Regions from separate parts of the Homo sapiens genome. Here all the other regions are linked to region 4. A link is a contact called in ENCODE Hi-C data. All regions are on one chromosome and are shown on one strand. Each heading gives the region's core, a stretch centred on a gene start or an enhancer-like site at or near the end of the contact. The rest is flanking DNA. Distances are from core to core; before and after follow the strand shown. Region 1 holds the start of DCP2 (decapping mRNA 2). Region 2 holds the start of REEP5 (receptor accessory protein 5). Region 3 overlaps SLC25A46 (solute carrier family 25 member 46). Region 4 holds the start of NREP (neuronal regeneration related protein).

Region 1 (5,151 bases), core at 2,323-4,822, 1.2 Mb before region 4:
ATTATTTAATTAACCTACGCTATCACCAAAATAGCAGCAACACTAGTTGCCAGAAAATACCTTTCTTCTTTTAACACTAGTGTGGCCTTACTATACCCAACTCTTAAAAAGGGCTTTAAAAAAATTCTAAGCATTTATTTGAATCAACCAACTTTTCAGTTTCTACTTTAAAAACTTGCTTTTCAATTCTTTAATAAGCTAGTTTAAACAGTACTGAAAAACTCTGTATTTGAGTTTTAATATCAAAAATCATGGTTCATCAAAAACAAGTATCACCATAAAATGCTGCAGATTCACCTTTACACATACATTTTAAATTATAAAGCATTTTTTGTTCACTAGAATATTTTAAGACCAAACTCTTCCCTTCCTCTCCTCTAATTCTACTCCACTCAGAAAGTAACCAGTGTTATCAGTTTGGCGCATATTCTTTCGGCATACGAATACATATACCCCTTCCCCACCCACACACACACTTAAAAATTTGTTTTCACAAAAGGCACCAAGGGACTAAATAAGTATTTCACTCAGTATACTGTGTACATCTTTTCAACACACAAATATTTTCCCTCAGTTTACTGTGTGCTAATTGCCTGAGGAACTTAGAATGGCTGCACAATATTCCAATAAATAGAATGTTACATACTAAAGCATCAGCCTTAGGTTATGAGCAGTCTAAAGGTTACAAAGTCACATTTTGAAAATTTAAGTCTGCTGCTCTCCACATCAAAAGGCAAGATTTAACAGAAACATGTAATTTATCAAAAAACAAAGTAACACAAAAGAAAACTTCCTATATACACTAATAATAAGCAACAGAATTGGGGCAAAAAATGAAGGGAGTAAAAACAAGCACCTAGCTTGAATTCATAAATCAAGACGTACATAAAAGAGAGCAAAGAAGTTCAGAAAAATTAACCTCAAATTAAGCTTTATTTTTACAGAAGTTTACCAAATTCTAAGTGTAAAAAAAAAGTTTTAGTCTACAATGAAAAGCTTGAATCTGTAACATTAAAAATATTTCAATTAATCAAAGCTATAAATATTAACTTGAAAATGGCATTTATTTTAAAATCTGAAGTTTTGAGAAATGTTTATTTGGTTTCATTATTACAGCCAGCCCTAATTTTTAAATATATCATATCCTTATTTATACAGCCAAAAACAGTAACTGCAAAAAGAAATTTCTTGAAAGGAAAAAAATGTTACTCCATTCAAAAATATTTGTTTAACAGCTTAAATACACTCACTGGAAAACCAACTATCTTTAACACTTGACAGGTGCTTAACATATTGTTTACAAAATACAACGTAATTATTTTGTGAATAGGTTCCATACATAAAATCGTTAACAGCTGACATCACTTATTTAAATGATGTAATCCTAGATAATATGCAAATTAACCCCAATACTAGAAGGAAGACTAGCTCTGATGTCTGTAAAATGTTTAAGATTACCACATCTTTTTCTAAATCAACTCTTAACCCTATTAACACACAGCTAATTACTGATCACCTTTCTAAATACTTATCTTCAATTTTTTTCTAACTATAAAATGCATAAAAAATATTGGAAACAAAAAATAAAGATCACAATCTCATAATCCCACTATTGGTTGATGTGCGTCTAGTCATTAACCCACATACACATATCAAATTCAGTTTCTTTTTCCTTTTTTTTTTTTTATTTGGGACAAGAAACTAAATGCCTTTTCAGTGGTTCATTTGAATCTACCATACTTCAAAAATTATAAATCTACCATCACCAAAGAAGTACAGCGCCATTTGTATTAGTTGCAAAATTAGGCTATTTACTTTTCTGTATGTACTTTTGTGAGGTTTAAAACGTTAGGCTTATTACTTCTCCTTGGTATGAGAGAAAAAGCACAGGCACTGGAAAGAAAAAGGAATAGGTGTGAAATCTTGATTTTGTGAATTAGGATGAATGTGACCTTATGTAAATTACAAAGTTCCTGAATCTGTTTGCGCAGATGAAAATGGAAATATACTAACTGCACCTACCAAACACGGCTGACTGAGGATTAAATAAAACAATACATGTAAAGGTAGTGCCTGGTGCACAGTAGAAACTCCAGGCCGGGCGCGATGGCTCACGCCTGTAATCCCAGCACTTTGGGAGGCCGAGGCGGGTGGATCACGAGGTCAGAAGTTCGAGACCAGCACGGCCAAGATGGTGAAATCCCGTCTCTACTAAAAATACAAAAATTAGCCGGGTGTGGTGGCGGGTGCCTGTAATCCCAGCTGCTAGGGAGGCTGAGGCAGAGACTCGTTTGAATCCGGAAGGCAGAGGTTGCAGTGAGCCAAGACCGCACCACTGCACACCAGCCTGGGCAAAAGAAAGAGGCTCCGTCTCAAAAAATAAAAACAAAAAAACAAACAAACAAAAAAAACCCCAAAAAACTCCACAAACACCAGTTCTTTACTTTCCATTAAAAAAAACTGCATGAAGGAGATACAACTACTAAAAGCCTGCCTTTTAAAACATAAACACAGTAACTGTGAACGAAAAGGTGTTATCACTTGTAATCACAATCCACACACACTTGGCGACAACTCCGGGTATCACTGCACTCCAAATTTTACCTTCGGAAAATAAGCATTTTTAAGTATCCTACACGTGTTTGGCTATCTGAAATCAGAGTTGACAAGGGGGAAGAATGCAGAAAATTTCTCATCTGAAGTATACACCCTGAGTTAAAACCCCGCGGTTGAGAATTTCCTTTAAAATAGGATTATTAAGGATAAAAAGAAAAGCAGCGCTACACTTTTTCCCTCTCTCCCCCAAAGACAAGTCCAGGGATGAGAAAAAAAAAGTAATTCCTTACAGGAATTTACAGAGAACGCCACGGACAAATAACACGCAGGCGTCAGAATAAGTCCGAAAATTTGCTCCTTGCGCAGGTCCGCGTACCTGGGATCCTAAGCCTTAAATTACTACCCTGGGGGTCTTCCTTCAGAATCGGGGAATGAGACACAGGGAGGAGGGGGTGCACGGCGTGGAAAAGTCACAGAGGCAGAAAAAACAATGGGAGAGGGAGGCGGCGGCGGCGGCAAAACGCTAAGACCCAGGCTCCGGCGAAGCGGCTACGCCTGCGGGAAAGCAAAATAGTTGAGTAACTTAAAAAATGAGGAAATTCCGGGTGTTCTGCGGGGAAGGACGGAGGGCCTTGAGAAACAGGGAGGCTGCGGCGGAAAGAGGGGCGGTGTCGTCGGAGAGCAGGGTCGACGATGGAAAGCGAGCAGCGGCGGGAGCGGAAAGCGAGGACATGGACGTGGGCGGGGAAGAAGACCCAGAGGCCTCTGGGGGTCCGCGAAACTGAGAAAACCCGACGGGGGCGAAAGGGGGTCGGGTAGCGCGGTACCTGCAGAGATCGTCCAGGACGCTGCCGGGAATCTCCACCCGTTTGGTCTCCATGATGAGGACCCACAGCAGGAACAGTGCATCCCGGCTCCGCGCGGCCGGGGACTGACGGTACGGCACTAGGACTCCGGCTCGCCGGAGAGCTGGCAGCCGAGGAAGCCGCGGCAGAGACGACTCCAACGGAGACGAGAAGGGGAAGGGGCGGGACCCGCTCACTTCCGTCCCGCTCCCTCAGCCTTGGACCCCAAGACTGGGCCAAGGCTCGGGGCGGAGCCCCCGGAGTCACGCCCCTGCTCGCTTGAAAGGCCCAATGGGAAGCTGAAGAATTGGGACTCTAAGCACTCTAAGCCAATGAGACGTTTGTTTATTGGTCTGCTACTTCCAATCCGTCTTCAAGCTGCTCAGTTGCTACTCAGAAAACCAACTTCCCGCCGCCTTTGAGGTGGCTACACGCATGCGCACCATGCCTCCTGCGCGCTTCTGGGAAGTTCAGAGGGGTCGGGGCTTAGGTGTAGACCCCGGACACATATCCGGGACTTTGGCATGTTGTGCAGGACCTCGCGGTGACTGAGCTCTTTCCTCTGCAGGGCCGACCCTGAGAATCCGTACAACACAAGAGTATGCTCGCGATTCCTGTCACCAAGTATCTTGCACTTATCGCAGCCCCCACCAACTCCAGGCCAAGAGCTGTGCCTCTTTCACTACAAACCCTTGGAGAGGGTATCCATTTTGGAGGTGGCTCTCCTCTGTGCTTCCTTAGGCACCTGGTTCCAAACATGAAGACAAGGACTTTATCTCAGTATCTGGCACCTAGCAAAATCTTAGAAAATACTGATTTAAGCTGAACTCTGATCTGTATTCCACCCTCTGCACAAAGCAATCCCCACCTGCTCGTCCTTATTCATTCCTCGTCTTGCTTAATGGAGACCAATCCATTTGGGATCTTTGGAGAAACTAGATCCATCTGTTCTTTTTCCTCTTACATCAGACCCACAGGCCCACACACACCTGCTCCGTCACAAGTTTAGTCTGTTCTACCATTTAATCTCCCATCTTTTGTCTAAATTTGTCACATGCCACTGTGTACTTCAGTTTTGCATCATTTCTCCATACTACAGTGAGAGCTGCCTAACCACTGACTCTGCCTCCATTCTTGGCCTGTGCAACTGCCTACATTTTGTTTTGTTTTACTCAGATAGGAACAAGTTATCTTTTCAGTTTCTGCTGTATGATCAAGCCCAAGTTCCTTTGGCATAAGAGGCCCGTCACCATCTATTTTGCTCCCGTTTTCCATCTTTTTTTTCCCCTCTTTCTTGGAGAATTCCTCAAATTTATCTTCCTGACAACTACAGAGTTTTTACTTATTTAGAGTTCTGTTTTGTTCTTCAAATGCCCCTTTCTTGTGGTGTCACATTCTTGCTTTGTATATTTTATTTTATCCTTCTGAGGATATTAATAATAGATTTTGACGTTTTCTTCTCCCTGAGTAGTCTTATTCCTCTCAGCTGCTTTTTGCTATTATCTTGATCTCATCTATCCTATTAGAAGCCTCTGTAGTCCTTGACTATTCACTCACACTTAAGAGTAAGGCCTTAACCTGGAGTCAAGTGCCTTGAAAGCTAATTGGAAGCTCTCACCTTGTAGATGGTACTTGTTTCCTGAGAGCTTCACTGTAGGATGATCTGGCTGAGCTGTTGGTTGGAAACACATGGTATCAGTATCTGTACGTAATTCTTTCTGCTGATGAAATTCCCTAAAGAGAAAATGCT
Region 2 (5,251 bases), core at 1,298-3,797, 1.2 Mb before region 4:
CAATGTAATATAGGGGTAAGAGCCTGATTCTGAATTCTAGCTCTGCCACTTATTGTGATATGGGAACTCACTATGTCTCATTTTTTTTTTCCTTAAATGAGGATGAAACAGGTAGCATCTTCCTCATGCAGCTGTGAGGATTAAATGAACTAGTCCACGTAACACTTGGAATACTGGGTGGTACAACACATGTTAGATATTCATTCATTCATTAATTCAACAAATAGTTATTGAACAACTACTAAGTGCCAGGCACTGTTCAATGTGCTTAAAATATTGAAGCAAATAAAATAAGCAAAAATGTCTACCCTCACGGAGCTCATAATCTAGTGAGGAAAGAAAGATAATTTAAAAATAGAACATGGTCTGGCATGGTGGTGGCTCATACCTGTAATCCCAGAACTTTGGGAGGCCAAGGTGGGCAGATCACAGAGTTCAAGACTGGCCTGGGTAACATAGTGAAACCCCATCTATACTAAAAACAGAAAAAATTAGCCGGACATGGTGGCACACGGCTATGGTCCCAGCTACTTGGGAGGCTGAGGTGGGAGGATGGCTTGAGCACAGCAGGAGGTCGAGGCTGCGGTGAGCTGTGACCACGCCTCTGTACTCCAGCCTGCGTGACAGAGTGAGACAGTCTCAAAAAAAAAAAAAAAAAAGTAGAACATAATGCCAGACAGTAATAAATTCTATGGAGAAAAATCAAGCTAGAGACCACTGGGGGTTGCAATTTGAGATTAGGGGTACCATTTGAACAAATATCTGAATAATGGAAGGGGACAGTTAAATGGTTAACTGGGGAAAGATACTTTCAGATAGAGGAGGGTTTCTGGACTGTCACATTATTGACATTTGGGGCTGGATAATTCTTTGTTGTGGGGGCTGTCCTGTGTGTTACAGGATGTTTAGCAGCACCCCTAGTCTCTAACCACTAGATGCTAGTTGCACTTGCCACCTCCTGCTCTCCTTGTGTGACAATCTGTTTCACAACGAAAGTATCTCTAGACATTGCTACTCCTCCCCCCAGGAGGAAGAAGGGGAGAGGAAGTGCTCCTGGTTGAGAACCACTGAAATAGAAGAAAAGTGAACGAACGCCCAGAGGCAGGAATGGGCTTACCTTGTCTGAGGCACAGCAAGGAGGGAGGCAGTAAGGGAAGACATCAGAAAGGGGAGGGATGAACCATGTCACCTGTGACCCTGATGCCCTCCTTCAGGCAGATAGGAAGTTGCTGGAGGGTTGAGAACAAAAACATAGCACAACTTGACGCACATTTTAAAACAGATTCTACTGTCTGCCACATTGAGAATTAACTGTAGGTGAAAAGACAGAAGTAGACAGCAGGTTGTTTCACTTGTTCACTGATTTGGCTGGGTGGTGGTAGGAACAGCTGAGAAAGCTGAGCTAAGAAGCTCTGAGGAAGAAAGGAGGAAGGAGAATTAGCATAAAAGGAAAAAGCTAGGCGTGGGCAAGATAACTTTTTGCAGAAGTGGAAGGCAGTAGGGTAATTAAGTAGATTTGAAAGCACAGAGGGGTTGTGTAGGACCAAGACAGAATGTTCGGGGCCAGTTGTGGGCAGGGCATTGAATGCTCTGCCAAGGAATGGGAGCTCTAGTCTGTTAGGATAATAATACGGAGCTTCGGACAAAAATTCTGCAGCAGTGTGCAGAATAGGAGTCAACAAGAGTAATTTTAGGAGTGTCTGGAAGTCATATGGGTGAGATAAGAGGAGCCTAGGTTTAGGTGGAGGAAGAGCATGGCCAACTCATTCTGAAGGAAGCAAAAATGAGCTCCTGCCCTAAGGCTTGGACCTTAGAATCTCCGTCTTCTTCAGAGTATTTTGACTGTAGGAAGTGCAGAGTATATTGGCTCCACAGAGAGAATTTGGACACTTGCCACAGTATCAGACACCAAGACAACGCAAGCCCACCATGAAAAGATTTAATGCAGTTTTTGCTTGGAAAAGGTGTACCCCAGGGAGGATGTGTTAGATTTCTTCAAGGGTCTTTACAAGGCAACGATTGTCTGTAGGTGAGAAAAACTGCCAAGTTAAGGCAAAGAGGGAGAAAGCAGGACTGCTTCCAAAGAGTTCTTTCACGATGCTCAAACATTTCAATTTTTTAGGTCAAAAATGCCTTAGGTTTAGCACAGCAATGTAGGTGCCAAACTCATCGCAGTGAATTGCAGGCGGGAGCAACAAGGACGCCTGCCTCCTTTCTGCCTGCTTTTTGCAATAGTCCGATTTGAGAAGGGGACCCACGAGAGACACAAAATGCACGCCCCCACGCCACATCCTTTTTACCCCGCAATGGGTTAAGACTGTCAACAGGCAGGCCACCTCGCAGCGTCCGCGGAGTTGCAGGCCCGCCCCCGCCAGGGTGTGGCGCTGTCCCCCTGGCGCTGGGCGGGGGAGGAGGGGCGCGCGGCGGCCGAGGAGGGGCGCGCGGCGGCCGGGCGGGGCGAGCGGAGGCGAGTGGAGGACGCGTAGACGCGCCGCGGTCCCCGCCTGCCGCTGCTCCGCCGCAGTCGCCGCTCCAGTCTATCCGGCACTAGGAACAGCCCCGAGCGGCGAGACGGTCCCCGCCATGTCTGCGGCCATGAGGGAGAGGTTCGACCGGTTCCTGCACGAGAAGAACTGCATGACTGACCTTCTGGCCAAGCTCGAGGCCAAAACCGGCGTGAACAGGAGCTTCATCGCTCTTGGTGGGTGGCCGGGGGTCGCCGCCGCTGGTAGGGCCACGGGAGCCGCCGCTGCCCCAGCTGCTGGGGAAGGAAGCAGGGAGAGGACTCGGGAAAGGTGGAGTCGGAGACAGACGGGACAAGCAGCATATTCAGGGATCAGGCTGGCCTCCCGGAAAGCGTGGGCATCGGAGGACCCCGCGGGGGCTGCCCAGGCTGAGGGTCGCGGGGCTGGAGGGCAGCTGCGGCGCCGGGCGCTGGCAGCTGGAAGGGCCAGCGCTGACGTATGTCTGCCCCGCGGCCCGGCGCCCTATTCCTGCTGTCCTGCGCGGTGGGCGCGGACGGCGGGGCCCCTGCGGGCGGGCGCGTTGACGGAGGTACCCGGTCCTACCCGACCCTCCGTGGAGCTCCGCCCGGAGAGGGCGCCTCTCGGGTGGGCGGGGGCTGCTACTGCAGCGTGTGCGGGAGTCCGGGCCTCTCGGGACGCTCCCCGCTGAGCGCAGCTTCCCAGGCTGGAGCGCTGCCCAGCAGGCCCTGCGAGAGGGCGGAAGCGGGTGCCTGGGACCGTCCCGGGCGCCGGGGGTTGCTGCGCAAAGCGCCGGGGCCCCCTGCGGGAGGTAGGAGAGGCACAATGGTGGGGCTGCCTGGTATCCCCAGACTTCAAGGCATAGCCCAGCGGACGCGCAGGCCCAGCTTTCGTGTGGTTTGTTTTTCTCGCTCCTTTAATCGAGTCGAGAGGAAAACTCCTACAACAGGCCCAGCCTCGCGGTGTGGGCGGCGGCTGTCCCGCGTGAACGGCTCTCATGCTGCCCGACCCACTTCTCTCCTTGTGGTCCCCAGGTGTCATCGGACTGGTGGCCTTGTACCTGGTGTTCGGTTATGGAGCCTCTCTCCTCTGCAACCTGATAGGATTTGGCTACCCAGCCTACATCTCGTAAGTGACACACCCTGCAGCCGTCCCCTTCCCTTCCTCCATTCCTCCCCGCAGGGCTGCTGCAGTAGACTGCACATCCGCAATTCCCGGGAGAAAAGTGAAAGCTCGGCGGGGAGGGATGAGGTTGGACATAAGGGGTGGGGATAGTATTCACCATTTTGGAACCTTAACTTAATCCCTATCTCTTGACGATTAGCCCAGAGGTATTTTCATTAGATTATCCTGGTGACCAGTGTCCCCTCTCTTTGGCACACTAACAGGAAAGCGCTACCACTCTGTCGTCCTCCCTTTACTGGTGGGAGGATCTCAGAAGGTACAGGGAGCTGAGCACTTCTGTCTAGTAATTATTTTAATGAGTATTTCACCATATATTTATGCACCTAGAGAGTAAAACCCTATCAATTAGGTCTTCCTTAATTCATAATTACGTTAATTGAGACAGTAGGGAGAATTTTCTCATTTTCTTTTATTTTGAAAAAGCCACATGTTACAGACAAACTTGGGAAATGCTTACCCTAGTGTAAAAACAAAAACCTTTAAAAATGCTCCATGATATAGCTCCTTGGTTATATAAGTGAGTCATTTATATAATTGAGCTACTTAAAAAATGAATTTTTACGATTAGGATCTGAATTTATTACCAAAGTTGTTTTTATTCTACAATGTGTTTATTTTTTTTAATTCTACGATTTTATTTTTCCATTCGTTCAAGTAGGAATTATTCCTCTCCAGAAATGAATTTTGTTTTGCTCTACAGTTCTTCCTAAGAAAGCCAGTGGTTTTTACCTTCATTCAGTTGGTCTCTGCTACTTTCTTCAACCATAGGGATAAAAATAAAGGAAGAAAAAATTTTCACCTAGGAGGCTAAGACACAGATAACACATTATTACAGCTTGTATCTGTCACTAGTTAGGCTAGAATTTAGTCTATGACTATAAGGGAAGAAACATGTTTTAGAAGTTAGTTCTGATTTGAGCAATTAAATTGCAGTTACCTAGTAGTTGTTACTGTGTTAGTCCGGTACAGACACTTAGTCATACTCCAGAAAGTCTAGCTACATATAGCCCTGAGGCCTACCCCGGGCTCTGCTTTATGGAGGAGACTCAAGGAAAAACGGGATTGTGTGCACAGAATAAAGCATACAGACCCCCGTGAGCAAATATTCAGGCGGTCGGTGTTACATTAGTCTAATCAAGTCTGTTCATTGCATAACCAATATGATTGTATAATTGTCCAAAAGAAAGAAAAAGTATTTGAAAATGGTGGTCTTTAGTAGCATCAAAATCCATGTTGCTTAAAGTGTGACCTGTGAACACTGTCTTAGTCTGCTTGGGCTGCTATAACAAAATACCTTAGACTGGATAATTTATAAACAATAGAAATTTATTGCTCACAGTTCTGGAGGCTGGGAAATCCAGGACCAAGGCACCAGCAGATTTGGTGTCCGGTGAGGGCTTGCTCCCTGCTTCAAAGATGGCATCTTCTCACTGCTTCCTCACATGGTAGAAGGGTCAACTGGCTCCCTCAAGCCTCTTTTATAAGGACACGAATCCCATGCATGAGGGCAGAGCTCTCATGCCTGTTTCTTTTCTTTTGAGACAGAGTCTCGCTCTATATTGCCCAGGCTGGAGTGCAGTGTC
Region 3 (5,115 bases), core at 1,630-4,129, 1.0 Mb after region 4:
ATGGTTTGAGAGAAAAAAATACAAGGTGTTTTCATACGTGCTGATAGAAGGGGCTGGCAGAGAAGCAAGAGGCACAACTGATTATGAAAGTAAACATGAGAAATTAAAGGAAGAAAATTAAGATGATTGGTTAAAAGAAAGAGAATAGATATGGAAACAAAGAACAGGATTAAAAAAGGCTTTACAAAGTATATAAGAATGACAATTTTTTAAAAAAGTTAAGTAACTCTAATGCAGGCTGACACATTACATTTATGTAGTACCTAATTTCTGAATTATCTTTACTTAGTACAATTACATAATTTTGTGACCATTATATTCTATTATCTTTGTGAGCACCTACTAAATGCCATGACTATGCAAAGTGCTTTGCATGAACTATTTCTAATCTTCATAATAACCCTATTTTCTCCATTTCATAGATGAGGAGATAGGATCAGAGGGGATTAATAACTCATCCAAAGCCAAGTAACCAGTTAGTGTGGAACTCTGTTCTAAACCCCGGTACTCTCTGCCTGTACTGCCTCTCATCTTATTTGATACAAAGAAGAACCTTGTGAGATAAGCAGAGCAGATATTGTCACACTTGTCTTACTGATGAGAAAAATCAGGGTCAAAAAGATCACAGGAAAATGTTCAAAGGAAACAGGCAAAAATGCCAGGTCTGGAACCAAGGTGTAGGATTTTGTGCATTCTGTCTGCTAGTTTGGTTACCTTTGGAAAACAAGAAAAGAAAGAAAAAAAAGGAAGGAAGAAAAAAAAAAGAAAGAAAGAAGGAAGGGAGGGAGGGAGGCAAGCTGAAATGAAATAGAACCAAAGGTGAAAAAAGGGAGTAAGTTCTATCAAGAGAAAAGTCCAAAAAGAGTCAAGATTATAGAGGGTAAAAAAAAAAGAAAAGAAAAAAAAAGAAAGTAAATAAGAAGAAAAAAATGAAAAGGCAGGGGAGATAGAAGAAAAATGAAAAGAAAAAGAGAAAAAAAAAACAGAAAGGGAAGTGCAAAATAAAGATAAGACTTGCTACCAACAGTTTCTCTGATGGAATGGGTACTCATTCCATCATGGCTATGGCTACAGCAGGAATCTAGATAAACATTTTCTATTTCACATGACTGAATTTGAAAAACAACAGCATATACATACATCAGAGACTTTCAGACAATAGAGCAACTACCCCCGATTTCTAAGACCTTAGAGCACCTTCTGGGCCGAACTCTGATTAAATTACTATTAGGATATTTATTTGGCCTGAACAACACAATGTAGCTGAAATCATATTATTCAATGATTAAGTCGAAAAATATAAAAAATAGATTAGGCCTCCCATCTTACTGAAAGTTACTTTATGATTATAAAACAAAATACGTTACATGCTTTGTAAATCATCTTGGCACAGCTAATACTCATGGCCTCACAAAGTATTACCACAGTTTATGACGACACCAATTTTAAGTATGAAACTGTGGTAAACACTTAGGACTGGGTAGCCTCCCCTTTAAATACAATGTCAATTCTGAGTTACCTCCCCTTTGATGACTACTGCCAATTCTTAAGATCATTAAGATAAAAGGAGACTTAAAACCAAGTATTTAAAAAAATGCTTTTGGGACTCTTCTTTGTATCTGTTCTCTACTACTTTATAAAATGGGTAAAATTTACTGTTACAGCTCTAGAAATTTAAATAAGCATACTTAAAAGCTTCAGTCACTAAACCTTTTTATAATTCATTATCAAATACCAAACATGTAAATATATCTAAATTATCTATTTCCAAGCAAAAAATGCCCTCCCTAATGAACGAAAAAATTAATAAAATTTATTCGAGTACCTTGCTTTTCTCAAAACAGTCTAGTTTTTCATTTAACAAATCAAAACACATACTCCTATGCATAATCAACACAAAAAAGGCAATAAAATTCTAAAATAACTCTGTCTCAGCAGTCTTTAATTTTCAAATGGTCAAATAGCTATCCTAATTAAAAAAAAAAAAAAAAAACTTACCCCAACCTACTCTAAACCCCTCATCTTCCAGTTACCTCTCTTCATCAATCCTAGTCAGAGCCAACCATCTAAACTTTCTGTTTCCACGTCTGTACTTTCCCACTCACCTCTGAACCCACTTCAAATTGGTTTTGAACAAAAACAGCTCTTACCAAAGTCTCCAATAATCTGCATGTCATTAAATCTGATGGACATTTTTAAGTCTCTACCTTATTTGACATTTCAGCAGCCATCAGAGCCTCTTCTCTCCTTGAAGCACTCTTTGCCCCTGTGCTCCACTAGCCCATTCTGTTGGTTTTTATCCTGCCTTCTGGTCTCTCCTGACTCCTTTTCAAGACCACCTTTCTTAACCCAGCCACCCCTTGGTTGGAGTTCCTAAGGTTCAGACTCTATTCTTCTACCATAGTGTATCCTTCTTCCCTAGCGACGCTCATATCTAGGGTTAGAGCTTCAAAATCTCCCAAATTAATTTACCTTCAGTTAAGAATTCTTTATATGCCAGCCCCATATCATGTGCCTACAGACAACTCCATCTGGATATGATAAAAGATCTGAAAATGCACTTGTACTAAAGTCCAACTTAAAATCTTTCTTTTCTACTTAAACTCTTTCAGTGTTCCCTACTCAGGAACTATTAATCAGAAAGGAAATCTATTGAATTTGAGGAAGATTTCATTGTGTTTAAAATAACGTGTGTTTAAAATAAGCAAATTCGGAGGGAACCGTTGGAGGAAAACTACAAGATGTTTACAGTGGTATAACCACAGATGTGTGATGAGTCAAAACTAAGTTGGAGTTGAACCAAATGGGTTTTGTGAGAGACTGAACCACACAGGTAGCCTTGGTTACAGGAACTCCTACCTCGCGTTAACAGTCTGAAAAAAGCCACATGTAAATTAAGTAAAGGGTACTGTGGGGGTAGAACGACACATGGTTTAACTCACTGCAACTGGGAGAGAGAACAGGGAAGGGTTTAGCAGTATCTACTGCTAAAGAGATCACACATGACGATCCTGGCTAATATATAATTTGTTAAAAAGTAATACTACTGAGAAATTATAAATTTGCTGACTTAATGAACACTAGAGATCTGCTGTTTTTCTCTTTGATTTGATCATAAACTGTATTTAAAAACCCCTAAATATTGGCAAATCTGTACTATCTCCCCTGTTCTACCTAGTAAATGTTACGCAATTAAAAAACCCCAGGCTAGGAGACCTCAGAGCTCATCCTCCTCATGTAGTAGCTTCTGTGAACTGCTGTTAATGTTTTGTGACCTTGTTTGCTCCTTCTTCCCATTAATAGGATACAGAAACAAACTCTGCCTTCTTCCCATTAATAGGAAAGGTCAAATCTGCCCAAAGAAGAATAAATAATTTTTTAAAAGATATTCACACTATACTTCAAAAAAACAGCTTCATTTGACAACTAGTTACACAAGCCCAAATACAAGAAGTCATTCTTCATACTGCCTTCTCTTTGATCTACCATTCCTAAAGCATCACCAAATTCCCTCAGTTTGACCTAAGTATATTTCAAAACTGTCCACTTACCTCTATCTCAAAAGATACCACCCTGATCTTAGCCACTATCTTTTCTTACCTTTATTATTGTAATAGAATACTAAGATGTCTCCTTTTATTCACTTTGGTCCTCATACAACCTTTTCATCTACAGTTACAATGACCCTTTGAAAACAAATCTGATGTCACTGACCTTACTGAACCTCTTCAATATTCTTAAAATGGCCTACAGGGCCACACATGTTCTGGCTCCCACCTGCTCTGTACCCTTACCCTTGGCCAGAGCTCCAGCCATGTGAGGCTTCTCTCAGTTACACCTGAATTCTCTAGGCTCCCCACTGCAACAGCATTTTTGTACAAACTGGTATGTACCTCCTAATTACCACTCTGATCTACCTTAAGTGTCATGTTACTAGGGACACTGTTTCTAGCCCTTTAATACTTTCATGGAACTATATTCTTTTGCTTCAGAAAACAAATTTCAATTTGCAATTATTCATTAATGGAATTATTGTTCTTAGTGAATGTACTTTTATTAGATTCTGAGCTTCCTGGCAACAGTTACCTTTTGTTTATTTTCCTCACTGTAAACCCGGTTTTTAGCACAGAACCTGGCACATAGTAAGTACTCAGGAAATGTTAGCCAAGTAAATGAATGAATTAATGAGTGGGCCTTATCACCAAAATTATCCAAGTAGAACAATGCAATAGAGGTTACTATTTTGTCTTCTTTGGAAAGATTCAAAATGATGAAAATATATTCCCACTCAGTTGACATGTCTGTCTACTGAGTAAGAAAGTTAGATGATAAAATTTTATAAAGTCCTATGCCTTCCCATTCCTATTTTTCTTTTTTCTTCCCTGTAGCCTGAAATTAATGTTATTCCTTCATCTCTGCTTTAGAGAGGCAACATTACTTGCATAAGGTCCCAGAAATAAAAAGTGGAATAGCCAGGACCTGAACCAATAGTGTTCTGGTTGCAAATATAGTCAACCCTCCATATCCATGGGTTCCACATACATGGATTCAGGCAACTACGGATTTACAATATTTATTTAAAAAAGGGATAGTTGCATCTGTACTGAATGTGTACAGAGTTTTTTTCTTTCTTGTCATTATTCCCTAAACAATATAGAATAACAACTATTTACATAGCATTTACATTGTATTTGGTATTACAAGGAATCAAGAAATGATTTAAAGTATACAGGAGGTTATGTACAGGTTGTATGCAAATACAACACCATTTTATAAAAGGGACTTAAGCATCTCTGGATTTTGGTATCCACTGGGGGTCCTGGAATCAATCCCCTACAGATATGAGGAACAACTGCATTGAATTTTTTTCACTCTACCAAATGGAATTTCCTGCATTTTGTTATTTTTTTACAGAATTGTTTGTTAAAGAATTTCAAGAATATTTGACTATAAGTACTAACTTGGGATCTTATCTAGTGATATAAAAGCAATAAAGTGAATAGTTAGCCAAACAACGAAATACAGATTTTTAAAGAATAAAACAAGAAACTCTGAGCTGCCCAAATGTTGCTGACCTTTCTAATCTTTGTTTTGTTTCAAACGTTTTAGCAAAGT
Region 4 (5,214 bases), core at 228-2,727:
GGAAAACATTGCTTTCAGTGATTAGGGGAAAAAGTGGATGGCAAATTTAGAAGACACTATGATCCTTTATATCTTTTTTTCTTGGAAAGGCAATTTAATTAGGAAATAATCTTCTCCTGTGACATCTGAGAGTTACCATAAAATGATATCCTGCTTTATTGGCAACAGAACCAGTTTATTTGAGTTTGTTGCAAAATTTTGAGCTATTACATTACTATGAAAAGATAGATTTTAAATAAGAACGACGAGTTTACAAAAATCAGAAATGGCAAAGCACTTTATTTTTTAAAGCAATCCTCGATTTTAAAAAGTACAATTTCAGACGGGCAGGCAGTGGGGGAGCGTATAGGGAAGGAGAAGGAAGCACCAGGGGAGTATGTCTTGGGCCGATCACGCCAGGCCGCAGCTCTGGCTGGTTGTGCGCGTGTGACTGTGTGCACGTGTGTGTGTGCACGCGCAGCCACAGGACCTCTGGGCCCGGCCTTCAGGGGCGCTCCCCGCCCCGGGCTTCCCCGCGGAAGGGAGTGGGGCGCGCGTACCCAGCTGAGGGGCAGGGTCCGACCCGAGGCCGTGTGCAAATGCATCCTTCGCGGACTCTTTGTGTGTCTGAGCGCGGCTCCGCGCCGCCGCAGGCACCATTTTCTGCTTCGCTCAGGACAGGCACATAAAAGGAAGGCGGCTGCCGCCCGTCGCCGTCCTCTTTTCCTCAGATGCCCTCTGCTGCAGGTTTATTATTACAGTACGGGCCGCGCCGCCTCTCCCCACGGCCCTGGCGGGCCGCCGGGCTGTGCAGCACCCTGGCCGCCTTCACGCTTGGCGCGCCCCCAAACCGCCTCCTCCACCTCCTTATTTGTCTGAAAAGCAACCGCACGTCGAGGCGGAGAGGCTGGCCGGGGGCGGGGAGGAAGGCCGGGGATTTGCGCGCGCCGTGCTCCCGGGGCGGGGCCGGGGCGCAGAGCTGCGGGTCCGCTTTGTCTCCCCGGGGCGCCGCGCGGTGCAGTGGGGACGGCGCGGCGAGCGGGGCGCCCGGGGCGCGGGTGCGGGGTGTCGGGGCGCGCGCGCCTGTTGGCCGCTCGCCGACGGGGCCCAGAGCCGCCGATTCCTGCCGAGTAAGCAGTCTGGCTCCTAGGCGGCTGCACAGTGGCAGCAAGGCTGGGGCGCTGGCTCCGCGCCAGCTCCATCAGAATTAGCTCATTGTTCACTAGCACCCTAGCGGGAGAGAGAGGGAAAGGGAGAGAGAGAGACTCTTAGAGAAAGAGAGAGACACACACACTCTTGGAGAGAGAGCGCGAGGCAGGGAGATGATCTCCTCCTCCTTTTTCCAAGGCTGCACTTCTTGGAAGTGAAGCCGGTTTGGGTTTTGTTTCCCTTCCCCCTCCTCCCTCCTCTTCCTCCACCCCTTTCCCCTCCCCCTCCCTCCCCCAATCCCCCCTCCCCCCCCAATCTGTCTTTCTAGCATGTTGCCCTTTTTCAACCACATTTGTGTTTCAGGTGTAGAGAGGAGAGAGAGTGAACAGGGAGCGGGGCTTTTGTCTGTAAGTATATGCCATTCCTATCCCCGGCTGGGAGCGCTGGTTTCTCTTTTGTGTCGATTCCTTGCCGTTGCTCTTAGCTGGACCCTTCAACCCTGCAGAGTTCATGCTTCTTCCCTCTAAATTTTAAAGAGCTGAAGCGTGTACCTTGGAGAAATTCTGGCATTTTGGTTGTGCTGCATTCAGGCTGGAATTTAACTTGGGTTTTTTCTAAAATGCACAAGTTCGGAGGGAGAAATGAATTCTTTTGGGAAGGGGTGGGGTTTTGTGCTTGTTGGTGTGGTTAATTTTGTTCTTCTTGCTCCTAAAGCCTTGTTAGAAACTGTTGTGTTTCTTTGCATTAAATGCACTTTGGTGCATGCAAGCTTTTCCTCCCTTTTTATAAAATGAATTTGTGTCCCTCCGCCCTTACACTTGATTACTCTTTCAATGCTGCTGCTTCCGAGGGTCTTCTTAGGCATTCGATCTTGCAGCACTTTTTTCTGCATTTTCTTATAAAGCAGTTGAACTTTGGCGGGGAGGGCCTTAAAAATAAATGACTGTTTTTTTCTTGGTGATTATAATAATCTGATGTGCATTTATGTGTATCTATAATAACATTATAGGAAAACTCTAAGAGCGAATGATACCCTTTTTGAGAACTTTTAGTTTCTCCATTCATCTTAATTTTTGTCATAACTGTGTTAACAAAAGAGCGGTCTTCTGATAATATAAAGGTTGAGGGTAAATCACTGCAGCAGTATGTACATTAATGTTTATTTGGTTTAGGGAGAAGGACAGAATGGTGTATATTCCTGACTCCCCCCACCCCCCCCGCCGTGTAGGGTTTTTTTTTTTTTTTTAAACACGGAAGGTTATGTAATGCAGTGCCATTTCCAAAAATATCCACTCTGAGGCATTACACTACACGGTGGAAGGCTGATTCCTATTCTGTCGTCTTGATTGCAAATATACTGCCAGTAGTATGTCTGGGAACAAAGAGCAGCCAGAAAACAATCTATTTTTATCACTTGGTTCTACTTTTAAGTTGCTAAACCTTTTGAACTCATGCAATTTAAAGATGAACCAAACACTAAGAATAGCCCAGGACTCTGCAAAGCCAAGTACCAGGGATTCCTTTGTCCCTTAGTTAAGCCTATAGGCCACTTGGAAAGCTCTTTCAGAAATCCCAGTAGTTAACAATAATTTGCATGTAACTTATCTTAACCACAGAAAATGGTTATTCGTCTGTAACCTCTAAAGAGGCATTTTTCGTTTGCTGACCTGTGGTGAGGCGATGTGTCTACTGTATTTAAACATATTTTGCAGGTTGGTCTCCCTGGACTGAAGAGAGGGAGAATAGAAGCCCAAGACTAAGATTCTCAAAATGGTAAGACTTGGTCATCAGAGGAGATTCTCAGTACTTCTTACCAGTCTGTTACATATAAATATCAACCACCCATCTTCATCCGCCTCAACCCTTCATTGTTCTACACCCCATCTGACCTTTAAAAGGTTCTATCTCCAGTTCCTGGGAGCGTTGCAGTACAGCAATTTATGTGAATTGGATGTGGCAAATTAGTTCTTTGACTTGCAATTATTTTGAATAGAAAACTAAAATTCCTCTTTCAGAAGTGAGGATTTATTTAATTTGAACAACAGAAACTATTCGGTTCTTTAAGAAGAGTGATGTGTTGTGACACGCATGGAGGTGGTGACAGCAGTAGGGCTCAAACAAAGCCTTGGGTCTTAGAGCTAGGCCGAAGTTACCCAAAACTGAGGAGTCTGTCCAGCTGATCAAACAGCTACTGTATATGCTATCCTTTAAAGCAATATAGATGAAAAGCATGAATTTTTATATTAATGTGCCCCATCTATTTAAATATAATTACTGTTATTTTTCTCGATTTATAATTTCATTTGTGAGAGACATGTACTCAATTTTAGAAGTCAAGCATGTTAACCTCTAAATAAAAGTATAACTATTTCTGACAAAGCTTATGATCCACAGAGAATGCAGTTTAATGTTTGATTACTGATTAAGGAAACAGAAGGAATACACATTAAAAGCAGCTGAATAAGTATATTAATCATCTATGAAAAATTTCCTCTTTGGAAATAAGATGAACTAAAAAAAATAATAGAAATATCATAAAACTTTTTAGTGAAGTACAGCGTGTCCTACTGCAGATGTTTATACTCTTTAAAACACCTCTTTGTCACTTAGAATGTGTGATTTCCAAATTTAGTTTTAGTTTTTTTCTTTGAAACGAGGGTGGAATTTAATGAATCAAAATTTAATCTGATATCTTTGATGTTTTCTTTGAGAACAACCCAAGTATAAGCTTCCAAGGAGAAAAATGAATCAGGCAGTTAAATGAGTTCAGTTTGATTTTTATTAACAAGTGTTTTATTTTTTATGTATGCGTCACTTGTCATTTCAACAAGTGGGTGTCAAAGCACCACATGGACCTTGTTTGAAAATGATCAAATTAAGGAACTTGAGGTAGAAAGACAAAAGAAGTGAACATAAAATTAAGCTAATCAATGGATTTTGTGCAAATGGTTCCCAACTTCATATTAAATTCTTAATTAGCTGTTGTCATAGAATAATAGGATGGTAATAAAATCAACTGCTGTAAAGTATTTGTGTTTACTTATTTTTTACTGTGACTGGCCACATCACCTTGCCTCCAAGCTCTTTATCTCAGAACGTTACCTACTTTCTGTGACCATAAATAGATCACAGAGGTTTCATGTATGTTGCAATATGTCAGGTGACCAGTTTAAACATAAATATGACTATGGACCCTACCAAAACTAACTCTATAGATCAAGCTCAAAGAGTAAGATACCATGTTTCTGTAGTAGTAAGTAGAATGAGCTTTGTAGAAGGTAAGCATGCCTGCCAAAGCTGAGAGTGGAAGTTGGAACCATTTGAATGCAGAAAAGCAAATGCAAATTATTATTACGTGTTAATTTTTTTGCAGTTGTCGTTTATGTATGGTGGCAGAATGGGGAATCACAATTTGTTGCTCCTGGAAGGATTTTTACTCATGAAAAAATTCTCACAACTTTTTGGTGATCCTTTCATCAAGATGTCAGTCCCTTTTGGCACAAGCCCATTGCCTGAAATGAAACCACTGACAGTTATTGTCTGTGGGTGATTCCAAGTAACTTTCTAGCAATTCTCTTTTTCCAGAAAGTCTTGAGATCTTAAAAGTCTTTGCACATATTAATGTAAAAAAAGGTTTCACTTTTTTTTTTTTTAAGAAGTGATATTAGAGGTGTCTTTGTATCTCCTCTTTCTGCCTTTTGGCAAAATCAAGTTAGTTTTCTTCCCTTGATTAAAATTGGAATTACTTTGTGGACCTCTGTAACTGGCTTACTTAGAGTGAAGACTTAGCCCACATACAGTAGAAACTGCTTCTAGTGAAGCAGTAGATTTGTCTCCTGGACACCTCTAGAAAATACATAAGCATGGCTCTCCTGTTAAACTTGTATTTCCAGTTACATAATTTAAAACGCTAAAGAGGATCTAATTTCAGTATATTTTACCTATTTAGTAAAGGGCTTATTTCAAATACAAATTTATAATCAGCTCATTTTAGTGTAAGAAATTATTTAGTAGATTCCAGAATTCGTAACAGTGACTCAATATCTAGACTTTTTACGTATCTAAAATGATAATGTTTTACAACAA

The links. Hi-C counts contacts between places; a loop is a spot of excess contacts on that map. Pooled maps may share reads with other maps.
Region 1: a map of B cell shows a loop between it and region 4 (15-fold over the local background). The contact joins the promoter of DCP2 here to the promoter of NREP in region 4. A Hi-C loop is called at or near these places in 2 of 168 maps with a recorded cell type or tissue (B cell and naive thymus-derived CD4-positive, alpha-beta T cell), 2 of 37 single-sample maps with no recorded cell type and 15 of 50 pooled maps.
Region 2: a loop to region 4 is called in a map of B cell, with 14 times the contacts of the local background. The contact joins the promoter of REEP5 here to the promoter of NREP in region 4. A Hi-C loop is called at or near these places in 2 of 168 maps with a recorded cell type or tissue (B cell and naive thymus-derived CD4-positive, alpha-beta T cell), 5 of 37 single-sample maps with no recorded cell type and 13 of 50 pooled maps.
Region 3: a map of naive thymus-derived CD4-positive, alpha-beta T cell shows a loop between it and region 4 (8-fold over the local background). The contact joins the enhancer-like site here to the promoter of NREP in region 4. A Hi-C loop is called at or near these places in 3 of 168 maps with a recorded cell type or tissue (CD8-positive, alpha-beta T cell, IMR-90 and naive thymus-derived CD4-positive, alpha-beta T cell), 12 of 37 single-sample maps with no recorded cell type and 12 of 50 pooled maps.

Annotation. Positions count from the first base shown.
Region 1 is chr5:112,975,219-112,980,369 of GRCh38, reverse strand. It overlaps DCP2 (decapping mRNA 2), which reads right to left and starts at 3,572. Exons shown (of 11, transcript NM_152624.6): 1 at 3,384-3,572. The coding sequence starts at 3,436. RefSeq lists enhancers at 3,122-3,231, 3,342-3,391, 3,402-3,491, 3,562-3,611, 3,147-3,906 and 2 more.
Region 2 is chr5:112,919,523-112,924,773 of GRCh38, reverse strand. It overlaps REEP5 (receptor accessory protein 5), which reads left to right and starts at 2,547. Exons shown (of 5, transcript NM_005669.5): 1 at 2,547-2,701; 2 at 3,518-3,611. The coding sequence starts at 2,584. It overlaps LOC105379123 (a long non-coding RNA gene), which reads right to left and starts at 2,387. Exons shown (of 3, transcript XR_948675.3): 1 at 1,118-2,387. RefSeq lists an enhancer at 1,025-1,144 and silencers at 2,277-2,546, 2,907-3,356.
Region 3 is chr5:110,750,180-110,755,294 of GRCh38, reverse strand. All of the region lies in intron 5 of SLC25A46 (solute carrier family 25 member 46), which reads right to left. Among named protein-coding and RNA genes, the nearest start is that of SLC25A46, 14 kb to the right of the region's middle. RefSeq lists an enhancer at 2,481-2,740. Within about 2 kb of position 2,879, at least 3 of the 41 ENCODE cell types and tissues checked have a DNase peak (open chromatin) inside an H3K27ac peak, as active enhancers do; they include CD8-positive, alpha-beta T cell, where a contact is called at or near this core.
Region 4 is chr5:111,753,457-111,758,670 of GRCh38, reverse strand. It overlaps NREP (neuronal regeneration related protein), which reads left to right and starts at 1,477. Exons shown (of 4, transcript NM_004772.4): 1 at 1,477-1,535; 2 at 2,841-2,901. The coding sequence starts at 2,899. RefSeq lists silencers at 347-706, 727-1,126 and an enhancer at 1,720-2,277.